Linked DNA regions of Homo sapiens: region 1 is linked to region 2. Evidence: chromatin loops called from intact Hi-C (ENCODE). Cell type or tissue: PC-3. All regions are shown on one strand. Links, peaks and the distances in the headings refer to the core of each region. The heading gives the core; the rest is flanking DNA.

The links. Peaks named below come from ENCODE experiments on the same cell type or tissue, not always from the same donor. Only the 100,000 strongest peaks of a DNase experiment are listed, where the experiment ranks them.
Region 1: a loop joins it to region 2, with 14 times the contacts of the local background. A loop is called at or near these places in 53 of 110 quality-filtered maps.

What each region holds. Positions count from the first base shown.
Region 1 is chrX:132,068,530-132,073,914 of GRCh38, reverse strand. It overlaps STK26 (serine/threonine kinase 26), which reads right to left. Exons shown (of 12, transcript NM_016542.4): 6 at 5,346-5,385; 7 at 4,252-4,437; 8 at 2,698-2,846; 9 at 1,554-1,647; 10 at 1,040-1,102; 11 at 822-958. Among named protein-coding and RNA genes, the nearest start is that of STK26, 48 kb to the right of the region's middle. In PC-3, for the core only: a CTCF peak has its summit at 2,476 (motif pointing right); no DNase peak of the experiment used is centred there; H3K27ac peaks cover 460 bases.
Region 2 is chrX:131,838,636-131,844,020 of GRCh38, reverse strand. No RefSeq gene overlaps it. Among named protein-coding and RNA genes, the nearest start is that of FIRRE, 11 kb to the right of the region's middle. In PC-3, for the core only: CTCF peaks have their summits at 2,255 and 2,458 (motif pointing left); a DNase peak (open chromatin) is centred at 2,430; H3K4me3 peaks cover 811 bases; H3K27ac peaks cover 393 bases.

The DNA.
Region 1 (5,385 bases), core at 351-5,350, 230 kb before region 2:
TTAAAATATAAGGGATTTTAAGAGGGGGTTAGGTTTGCGAGTACAAGTGAGCCTTATCAGATAGAAAGATCTTTGAGAGTGTGTGATTTCACAGGTCACAGAGTTTGTTCCATCTCGATCCCAGTGGCATCACAAACACAAAGAAATATAAAGATGCACTGAGAAGAGATATAGCAGGGTCAAGGCTAAAATCAGTATCACCTTATAGCTTGCTTGAGCTAAGGAGTGTATATGTGTGCATGCATACAAAAGTCTTGTTGAAAATTTTTTAAAAAATTAAATGTAAGAACTTTTTTGAATGCGAACAAAATCAAATGAATATTTCAAGAGACAACATAGAAACTGAAGTTGAACATAAGAGCCCTTTTTTGGTCTGGATTGAGTCCCTCTACCTTTTCCTTAACTTTTCATATGGAGATCAAACGTAGGAACTTTAGCACTGGAAACTATGCAACTAGTGGTGTTTTGTTAAATTCTGAGGGTAGTGGCAAGAAAGAAAGCATTCCACAATTATATTAATAAGAGCTCAAATGAGAATATGCTCAGTGACCTTTTGTCTATAATCCTACTAGTGGAGAAAGAAAAACAGGTCATTTCATGCAGTGGAAAACTACCTTGTCATGCCTAAAGATAATCATTCTAAAAGCTAATGTTTAAGATAGACAACAGACAAAAACTATTTTTAAGTATACAACTATGTATTGAAAGGTGACTTTGTTAGGAATAATTGGAATGGTTGAATCAAAGGAATTACATTGCATCATAAATTAACATACAACAGAAAATGCAAAATAATTTTTAAAATGACATTTCCAACTTACTTTTGAAATTTTTCAATTAGTTTCTTCACCATTTTATCTGTGATGCCGGGACAGGCGGCTTCAGCCACAGCAATACTTTTCTCGAGTTCTTCAATCGCCTGATTCCTGCTAGCGTTATTCTCGTCCTGCTGTTTAAGCTGAGAAAGAATAATAGTTAAAACATTTAAAATATTATACTACTTAACACAGATATCCAAGGCTAATTAATCTGTACTTACTTCAGCAAATGCAGGTGTGATTATCATAGACAAACAACTCAGGGTTTGCACAAGATCTTGCTCCTTTGAACAAATAATATAGATTATACACATGAAATTAAAATAAGTGTCATGATTTTCTTATTCTTTAACAAATACGAACTAATTTGAATCCCCTACTGAAAACAAAAGATTGTATGCAAGGCAAGTCTCTAAGCTTTCTTCCTATCATTCATTCTCATTCATCATCCAGAAGTCCTCTAACTTCTGGGATTACAATAGATACCTATGATTCCCTGGGCTTATGTATCTCCAGGTGAAATGCACTTAAAAAATACCAATATGGCCACTTAAATAACTTCTATTAACTTTTCTTAATTAGCTCAAAACTAATGACAAATGAAGCATACTACAAACACAGTGAGGCAGACAGGCATTTAGGGGTATTCAATCCTAACAATTTTAGGCCATTATCATCTCACTACATGGTTTGAAAAACTGTATGAAGAGTAAGTAATTGTCTCCATATACATACTGCCCCATTCTGTACTTTCTTTGGATCAGGCTTCTTTCGTACGGTGGTAAAGCTCCATTCAGGATGAGTATTGTTTTCCCTGCTGGTAGATTCCCTAAAGAGATTGCCAAAGATACCTCTATAAGTGCCCAAATGATTCAGCTTGGCAAAAATACCAAATCAATGCAGGTAGAATCTAAAGGGATAATTGTCCCAATGTTTAAAAACTCATGATGCAAAAAAGCATCTGATCTCAGCTTCAGGCGAATACTACATTTTACTACAGAGTAGTAGTGGAGTGGTTCTCAACTCTGTGTGTGCTTCATTGAGACCTCCTACCATAGATAAATACCTGTCCCTCACTACTCCCCACCTATTGAATCAGGATCTCCAGTGGTGTGGCTTGTGATTGCTTTAAGGTTCCATGAGTGACTCTTATGGGAAGCTAAGGCTAACACCCATTAGAATAGGGCACAAATTATTCTGATATTTTTTATCCCTTTCCAACATTGGACAATTTCTCATAAATGGAAGAATCTCAGAGTAGTATCTAAAGAAATTTGGTGTTGCCTTTGTGCCAGTTCAGCTGGTGGAGGACTAAATTCTGGCATAGCATACAGACTTTCCTAGTCTAAATTAATTGACAGACTTAGAGGCTGAATTTTTAATGTAAACGCTGCTGTTATAAAACCCTACAACTTTTTCAAGAAATAAAAATCATGCATAAATGAATATTTAAATGTATCAGTCTGATCTTGGTTTGGTACATGGCCAAGAGGTGGGAAAAGCCTGGAGGTCAGTTCTTTAGAGGGATTTTGCAGGTTGCCATCAAAGTATGAGAAAACACAGCTCCTTATTACTTTGAGCAAACTAATATAACACCTTTAATTGAATCCTGTTCCAAAATTTTGTAATATACTCAAGTATCCACTAGGGGTTAGACCAAGACCATTTAAAACTAGAGCTATTCACTTCCAAGAAAAACATGTTTCCAACTCCATTGTATTCCACAGACTGTGATTGAAAAAGATTTTTACAGTTTCTAAGGTGAAATTTCAAAATATGGTTTATATTTTATGCTAGAACAAGCACACTGGAGCATAGCTAAAAGATATACAATATTTAAATAGGCTGCCTACATAAAAATTAAATAATTTGTACATACGAATCAGAGCCCTCGGAATCAGATTCATCATCACTGTGTCCTTCTGCCTTCCATCTCTTAAAACGATCTATCAGTTCAGTCAGATAAGAAGTCTTCTTTGAATTTTTTACAATGAATTTGTGTTTCAGAAGTTCTTTTGCTGTAGGACGCTAAGGATAAAAAGATCAAGGCTGCATATGACAATTGTTGAACTCTTATGATTACAAGGAATGGTAAAAAAAATCATTTGAATTATTAAGCTGAAAGGTATAAAGGTATGTCTGTAGACATAAGAACAACTAAAATGCTGTAGGAAAATAGCTAATTCTATTATTGAAGTGGCTCAAGGCAACCACATTGAATCTACTACTTTGGTGTCCCAATTTGTTAAAGCCCAACGGGCAGCAGGTGGCTTACCCACCAGCAAACTGGCAGGCAGGGCCTTCTCAAAAGCAGAGAGACACATGACAGTATTTAGAAAGTAAACATTTAAAAACATTTCAAAGTAGTGTTCTAAAATACTTTAATCACATTTACTGTAAATTTGAAAAAACCTGATGAAAACTTGCAAGGCTGTAATTTTGTTATTATCTACACATATAATCCCTTCTCCATCACAAATCAATGTCTATTGCATCTAAATGCAAACACCAGGTGCTGTGGAGGATGTTCCGCCTTCATTTTATTAACATGAGAATGTTTATCATCAACTTAAAAATAGTTATATCAAGTTTGGACTGCTCTTGTGTATTTCTCGTCTCAAAAAGTCACAAGGCAGCTTTATTTCAACAACAGTAAAACAACTGTAATAGAATCCACCAAGTAAATGAATGGAGCTCACTAGCCTAGGAAAAGTATACAACTTCACATTGAAGTTTCTAAACACCAAATAAAAATAGTTAAACCTGGCCAGGCACAGTGGCTCATGCCTGTAATCCCAGCACTTTGGGAGGCTGAGGAGGGCAGATCACTAGAGGTCAGGAGTTCGAGACAAGCCTTGCCAACATGGTGAAACCCCATCTCTACTAAAAATACAAAAATTAGCCAGGCATGGTGGCGGGTGCCTGTAATCCCAGCTACTTGGGAGGCTGAGGCAGGAGAATCGCTTGAACCTGGAGGTTGCAGTGAGCCAAAATCATGCCACTGCACTCCAACCTGGGCAACAGAGCAAGGCTCCATCTCAAAAAAAAAAAATAGTTAAACCCAAATATAACTTTTCATGAAAAATGAAAACAGTTGAACAAAAATCATTGTATTTATACATACACTTTAATAATGACATAATATAAAGTTAACTTTATTTCTCAAATTTATTTCCCCCTGAAAGAGGAAATAATGAATAGAATAAGGAGGAAGCTGAGGATCAAGAAAAAAACGAAGGGTAAGGAGAAAAAGAATGAAGAATCTGGTTAAGAACTCAATAGAAATAGCAATACAGAAGGACGAACCAGGTTCCTGGATGGATCTTAGACAATTCTCACATACACTGTATTCCCTACTGCAGGAAAAGCTGCCTTTGCTATAAGTAGATCTAATAATAGAAAACAAATAGTAATAATAGCAATATATACTCACAAATGATGGATCTTTGTTCAGGCAAGCATCAATAAACTCCTTAAAAGACTTAGTAAAGTCTCCAACAAGAGTTGGAGGATTGTTTTTGGGAATAAGAAACAGAACTCTCATTGGATGCATATCGGAGTTAGGTGGCTCTCCCTTGGCTAGTTCAATAGCAGTAATTCCCAATGACCAAATGTCAGCCTAACGTAAAAGGAAAAAGAAAATAATATATATATATATATATATATATATATATATATATATATATGTGTATGTATGTATATCACCTTGAAACTCCATTCCAATATACTACCACAAAATAGTCTGTGGAACCTAATGGCTATACAGTACTTGTCTCTCAAGAAAATGTGGTGTTAATAAATTTTTATTAGTAGAATTCATTTATGTAAAACATAATGAATTCCATACTTTGTGCCAGGTACCCTTCTCGGAATGGAGGATTTCAGTAGTGTATAAGCCAGACAAAAATCCCTGCTCTTAAGGGGTTTACATTCTAATAAGAAAGACAATAAATAAATAAATAATATGGTGCCAGACGGTGCTAACTTCTGTGAAGAAAATAACAAAGCATAGTAAGAGAATAATGAATCATGGGGGGAAGGGTGTTGCAAATTTACATAAGATGGCCAGGGAAGACTTCCCTGCGTAGGTGATATTTAAGCAAAGACCTGATTGTGGGAAGAAGGTTTTTTCAGACAGAGGGAAGGGCATGCAAAGGTCCTGAGGCCAGGGTGTACTTGCTATGTTTGAGGAACAACCATGAGGCCACTGTGGATGAATAATCTAGAAGAGAGTGGTAGGAGATAAGACTGGAAAGGCAGATAATGGCCAGATTGTGTAGAGCTTTATATGTCACAGAAAGGACTTAGGATTTTATTCCACGTGGGATGAAAAGCCATTGAAGTGAATAGGGTCCAAATATTAGTTAGCTGTGAGGGAATTTATGATTAAGCAGCAAAATATGACATAACTCTAGCTTAAGAAACACTTGTGAAACAAGGAAAAATAAGGCAGTGTATTAACTAGGATAGTGTGCCATATATAATTTATTAACAAGCCCAAAACAGTTTGTACAGGTAATACTTTACTTTTGAGTCATAAGCTGACTGTTGAATAACTTCAGGAGCC
Region 2 (5,385 bases), core at 55-5,054:
TAAAAAGCTTCTGCACAGCAAAGGAAACAATCAACAGAGTGAAGAGACACCTATGGAATGAGAGAAAATATTTCCAAACCATAAATCTCATAAAAGATTAATATCAAAAGTATATAAGGAACTGAACTCAATAGCAAGAAAACAAATAGCTCAACTTAAAAAATGAATAAAGGATGAAAGGATGTGAATGGATTTTTTTTTTTTTTTTTTTTTGGAGACGGAGTTTCACTCTTGTCACCCAGGCTGGAGTGCAATGGCGCGATCTTGGATCACTGCAACTTCTGCCTCCCAGGTTCAAGCAATTCTCCTGCCTCAGCCTCCCGAGTAGCTGGGACTACAGGCGCACACTGCCATGCCCAACTAATTTTCTGTATTTTAGTAGAGACGGGTTTTCACCATGTTGCCCAGGCTAGTCTTGAACTCCTGAGCTCAGGCAATACGTCTGCCTCAGCTTCCCAAAGTGCTAGGATTATAGGCGTCAGCCACCGTGCCTGGAAACATTCCTTAAAAGATGTACAAATGGTCAACAAGTATATGAAAAGATGCTCAACATAATTAATCATCAGGGAAATACAAATTAAAACCATAATGAGACATCACCTCACACTTGTTAGTATAGCTATTATCAAAAAGTCATAAGTGTTGCTGAAGAGATGGAGAAAAAGGAACCGTTGCACACTGTTTGTGGGAATGTAAATTAGTACATCCATTACAGAAAATTATATGGCTGTTTCTCAAAAAGCTAAAATTAGAATTACCATATAATTCAACAATCATGCTTCTAGGTATATATCAAAGGAAATGAAATCAGTATGTCGAAAAGGTATCTGCACTCCCATGTACATAGCACCATTATTCACAATAGCCAAGATATGGAATCAACTTAAGTTTCCATCAAAGGCTAAATGTGTAAAGAAAATATGGCATACACACACAATGGAATTCCACCTTTAAAAAGAAGGAAATCCTGTCATTTGTGACAACATGGATGAACCTGGACAATTATACTAAGTTAAATGAGCCAGACGCAGACAGACAAATACCACATGATCTCACTCAAACGTGCAGTCGAAAAAAGTTGTATTCATAGAAGCACAGAGTAGAAAGGTGGTTACTATGGGTGAGGGTGGGGGAGTTGGGGAGATGCTAGTCAAAGGATGCAAACTTTCAATTAAACAGGAGAAAATAAGTTCAAGAGATCTATTGTACAACATGGTAATTATAGTTAGTAACAATGTATTACATTCTTTAAAATCGTTGAGAGTAGATTTTAAGTATTCTCATTTTTAAAAATCATGTGAGATAATGTATATATTAATTAGTTCTATTTAAGCATTTCACAATGTATGCGTTTTCAAAACAACATGCTGTACCTAATAAATACATACAGTGTTTTATCCTTAAATTGAAAAAATTAATTATTATTATTATTTTTTTTTTGAGATGGAGTCTCGCTGTGTCTCCCAGGTTGAAGTGCAGTGGCGCGATCTCGGCTCACGGCAAGCTCCACCTCCTGGGTTCACGCCATTCTCCTGCCTCAGCCTCCCGAGTAGCTGGGACTACAGGCGCCCGCCAACACGCCCGGCTAATTTTTTGTATTTTTAGTAGAAACGGGGTTTCACCGTGTTAGCCAAGATGGTCTCGATCTCCTGACCTCGTGATCCGCCCGTCTCGGCCTCCCAAAGTGCTAGGATTACAGGCGTGAGCCACCGCTCCCGGCCAAAATTAATTAGTTTTTAAAAAGCAGTTCCCAACTGCCAGACATAGTTGGTGACGCCAGAGACAGAGTCCATAGTCGAAACCTAGGAGCTCAAGATAGGAAATGCCAAGAAAAACAAATAATGACTGAGGCCTTACTCTGCAGGGCAAGATGGCAATTAGAATAGCTAGCACATATTGGATGTGCAGTTATGTGCCAAACATTTTCATAAGTGTTTTAGAAATGTTCATTTATTTCAGCCTCACAGTAACTTTATGACATAGGTACACGATTACAATCTTCATTGCATACGCGAGAAAACCCGAGCACAGAGAGGTTAATTAACTAGCTCAAAGTCACACAGCCACTAAGACGGGACCCCAGTCCTCAGACAAGCCTACAGTATTGTTAGTTGTTGGCGTCAATTGTGCTGAGCCGAGGGAGGCAGCAGGCACAAGGAACACGGGAACAGCCAAAGACAGCGCCATCCCCAGCGCCTATCCTACCCACGTTGTTTGTGGAGATGAACATTCACACTGTGGGATCTGAGAGGGGAGAGGGCGGTAAGGGGAGGAGTATCCCAGGCGGCAGCAGAACGTGGTTTTTAGCCTTCATTCCCTCAAATATGTGTGTGAGAAGTATGGGGGCGCTGGTTGGTCCTGAGCTCTAATTTCACCCATTGGAACAGGAAAAACTGGACCTGTGAAAACGTTGCCCTCATCCCTGAAGAGGTGAGACGTCCTGCCAAGGTCTCTTTCGCCATCTAGTGGCCAATAGGATGTATGACACACAACGCAGAAACATGTGGGGAGCAGGGGCTCCTAACCCGGGGCTTGGCGAGGCGAGGGGTGGGGAGGTTCTGAGAAAGCAAAACTCCTAGAATCCTCTGTATCAGCAATTCTGCTGCATTTTCCCACAGCTGCCATGATATCCGCAGTGGGTTTTGGGACACACACAATGTAAGGGCCACAGCTGGAAGGTGGGGAAAGGGTGGCCAGAGAGGCCTGCTCCAGTTGCGGGTGGCTCCGGCTGGGGGAACTGCAACCACGGGAAATTCTTGGTGGAGTTTAGGCCGTCTTGGCATGGAGAGGACAGGGGCGGCCCCTTCCCTGAGAGAGCCCTGTTGGGCCCCTCACGTTTTCTCGGCCATCAGGGCCTGGACTGGAGCCCCCGGAGTCTCTTCTGCCAGGCAGCCTGGGCTCCCTCCTAGGCCAGACCGAGCCCTTCATGCTTTCCTTCTCGCCCTCTGGAGTAAGGCCCGGGGACCCTACCTGCTCCCCTCTCCATAGCTGCCACCTCCTACTCCACCCTGTGGGTTCAGCTGTCCCTTCGGAACGTGGCTGCCGAGGGGTCCGCAGCCGGCCCAGCTCCTCCCTTGCCCGGGACCCAAATGGCCGGCCCTGACCCTTCCTGATCATAAAGGCTTCACTGCGCTCCTGCTCTGGCAGGGAGGCATTCAGGGCACACACAGCCGACTGACACATTCAGGGGCCACAAACAGCAAAGACACTTCCAGAGGGTTCACAGTCACCACCACTGGCCTACAGGTTCCTCCCGCCTTTTGACTCAGAGATGCCATGTGTAATCTCTCTATATGTCAGAATAGCAGCCCCCCACTTTGTTCCTGACCCCAATCCATCCTACTATGCACTGCTTATCTGAAGCAATATGTATTCCTTCTCGGCACAACCCTTATCCTCACACTTGCTTCCACCTCTCCTTCCACCCCTAACTTGACCTCTATCCCTGATTCCAACCTAATCCCTTACCCTATGTAAAATCGGTGCTTCCTATTATCAAGGAAATGAAAAACAGACATCTTCAACCCTCACAAAATTCCCAATCCATCCCGTCCCTAACTATGATCCTAACACTCAGAATAATTGCAAAAATCCTGCATTGTGGACACACCTGACCTTCACTAACCCCATCTTCACTTGATCCCTGACTGCTACCAAGACCCCTTTCACCTATAGATCACTCTTTTTCAATGTCCATATGATCGCCAAAGCACACACCTTTGGTTTCATCCTGTCACTAGTCCTGATGCCATCTTTAAGTGTCACCAACTATTAGACACACACACCTGATCCTTTATCCCCTCACCTTACTGTCTTTTAAGAAATCAAGACTGGAAGATACACAGTAGTGAGAAGATGTCCAGGAGGTGCCCCCTTGATTCTGTGGTCTGGGAGGTCCTCCAGAAAGGGTGAACCTTCATGCCCACCCACGCACCCCGGCTCCAACCCCATTTCCTAGGCCTCTGCCTTTCACTGAGGAATGATTTCCACTGGTTTCCTGTAAGGCCATGTCGCAGATACGGTTAGAACTTGTGTCTGGATCTCATTCTACTCTGCTTCTGGGGCCTGGCCTGACATGAAATGCTAATCTGGTCCGGCTTATGTTTATGTCAGTGAAGCCATCCTCATGAAGAGGACGTGCACATTAGACCACAGTGGGGTTTCTAGAACATGTCCTGTCCCTACATAGGAGAAACTATGGGTCAAGGTATCTTTGGTCCTAGATGCAGAGAATAGCAGACTCTTTCTGTAAAAGGCCTGATGGTGAATGATTTAAGCTATGCAAGCCACAGGTGGCCTCGGTCACATAGCCTCCATTTTTTCAAGCAAAGCTTTAAAAATGTAAAAATCACTCTTAGCTTTCAGGCCTTACAAATACAAGTCACTGGCCACATCTGTTCTGTGAGTTAGCTTGCCAACCCCTGGCTAGACATTCATTCTCACCTCTCAAATCCATCAAAGCCCTCCCTCCTCTCCTGGGCTTTCCATAGCACAAGTGCAGGTTTATAATGAATTTCCTCACCATGAGTACCTGAAAAGAGACTATGGAATTGAGTTTTGTGTACACTGTGAGGGAGAAGTAAAGTTTCATTTGCACGCACGGATGCCCAGTAATCCCAAGACCACTCATTGAAAACTCAGTCATTTCCCCCACAGAACTGAAGCGCTGCAGCTGTCATATATCACATGTTTTATTTTAAAAGCTATGGCTTTCTCATCAGTGACTATGGAGGCTACAAGACAGTGTCACGTCCTCTTGAAAGTGCTGATGGGAAAAAAAAAATCAACCCAGAGTTCTCCATCCTTGAAAATATCTTCACAGATGAAGGTGAAATAGATGTTTTCAGACAAAAGACAACTAAGATTCTTTGTCACTGGTAGGCATGCAATAAAATAAATGCTATAGGACATTCTTCAGGTTGAAGAAAACTACATCAGGGGAAAATACAGATCTTCCAGAGCCAGAACATGTTCCAGAGTAAAGAACATCAGAAATGTTCAGTGTCTGAGAATGTACAAAAAAAATTTTCACTTAGTTCCTTTAAAATATACTTGAATGCTTAAAGCAAAAGTTCTAACATCATTTTGCTGTGTTTATAATGTATGTACATAAATTACATATGACAATAATAGTATAAAGGACACCGAGGAATAGTAAAAGTATGTATATTGTTATAAGGATTTTACATTCTGTATGAGGCGGTAAAATATCAACTCTGAGAAGATTATAAAAAGTTAAGGATGCATATTGCAATCGCAAGAATAACCACTAAAAAATAACACAAAGTGGTATAGCCAAAAGGCCAACAGACATATTATAATAGAATTCTAAAAGATAAAGTGTTCTAATACTTGAAAGGAAGGAAAGGGGAAATGGAAGAATAC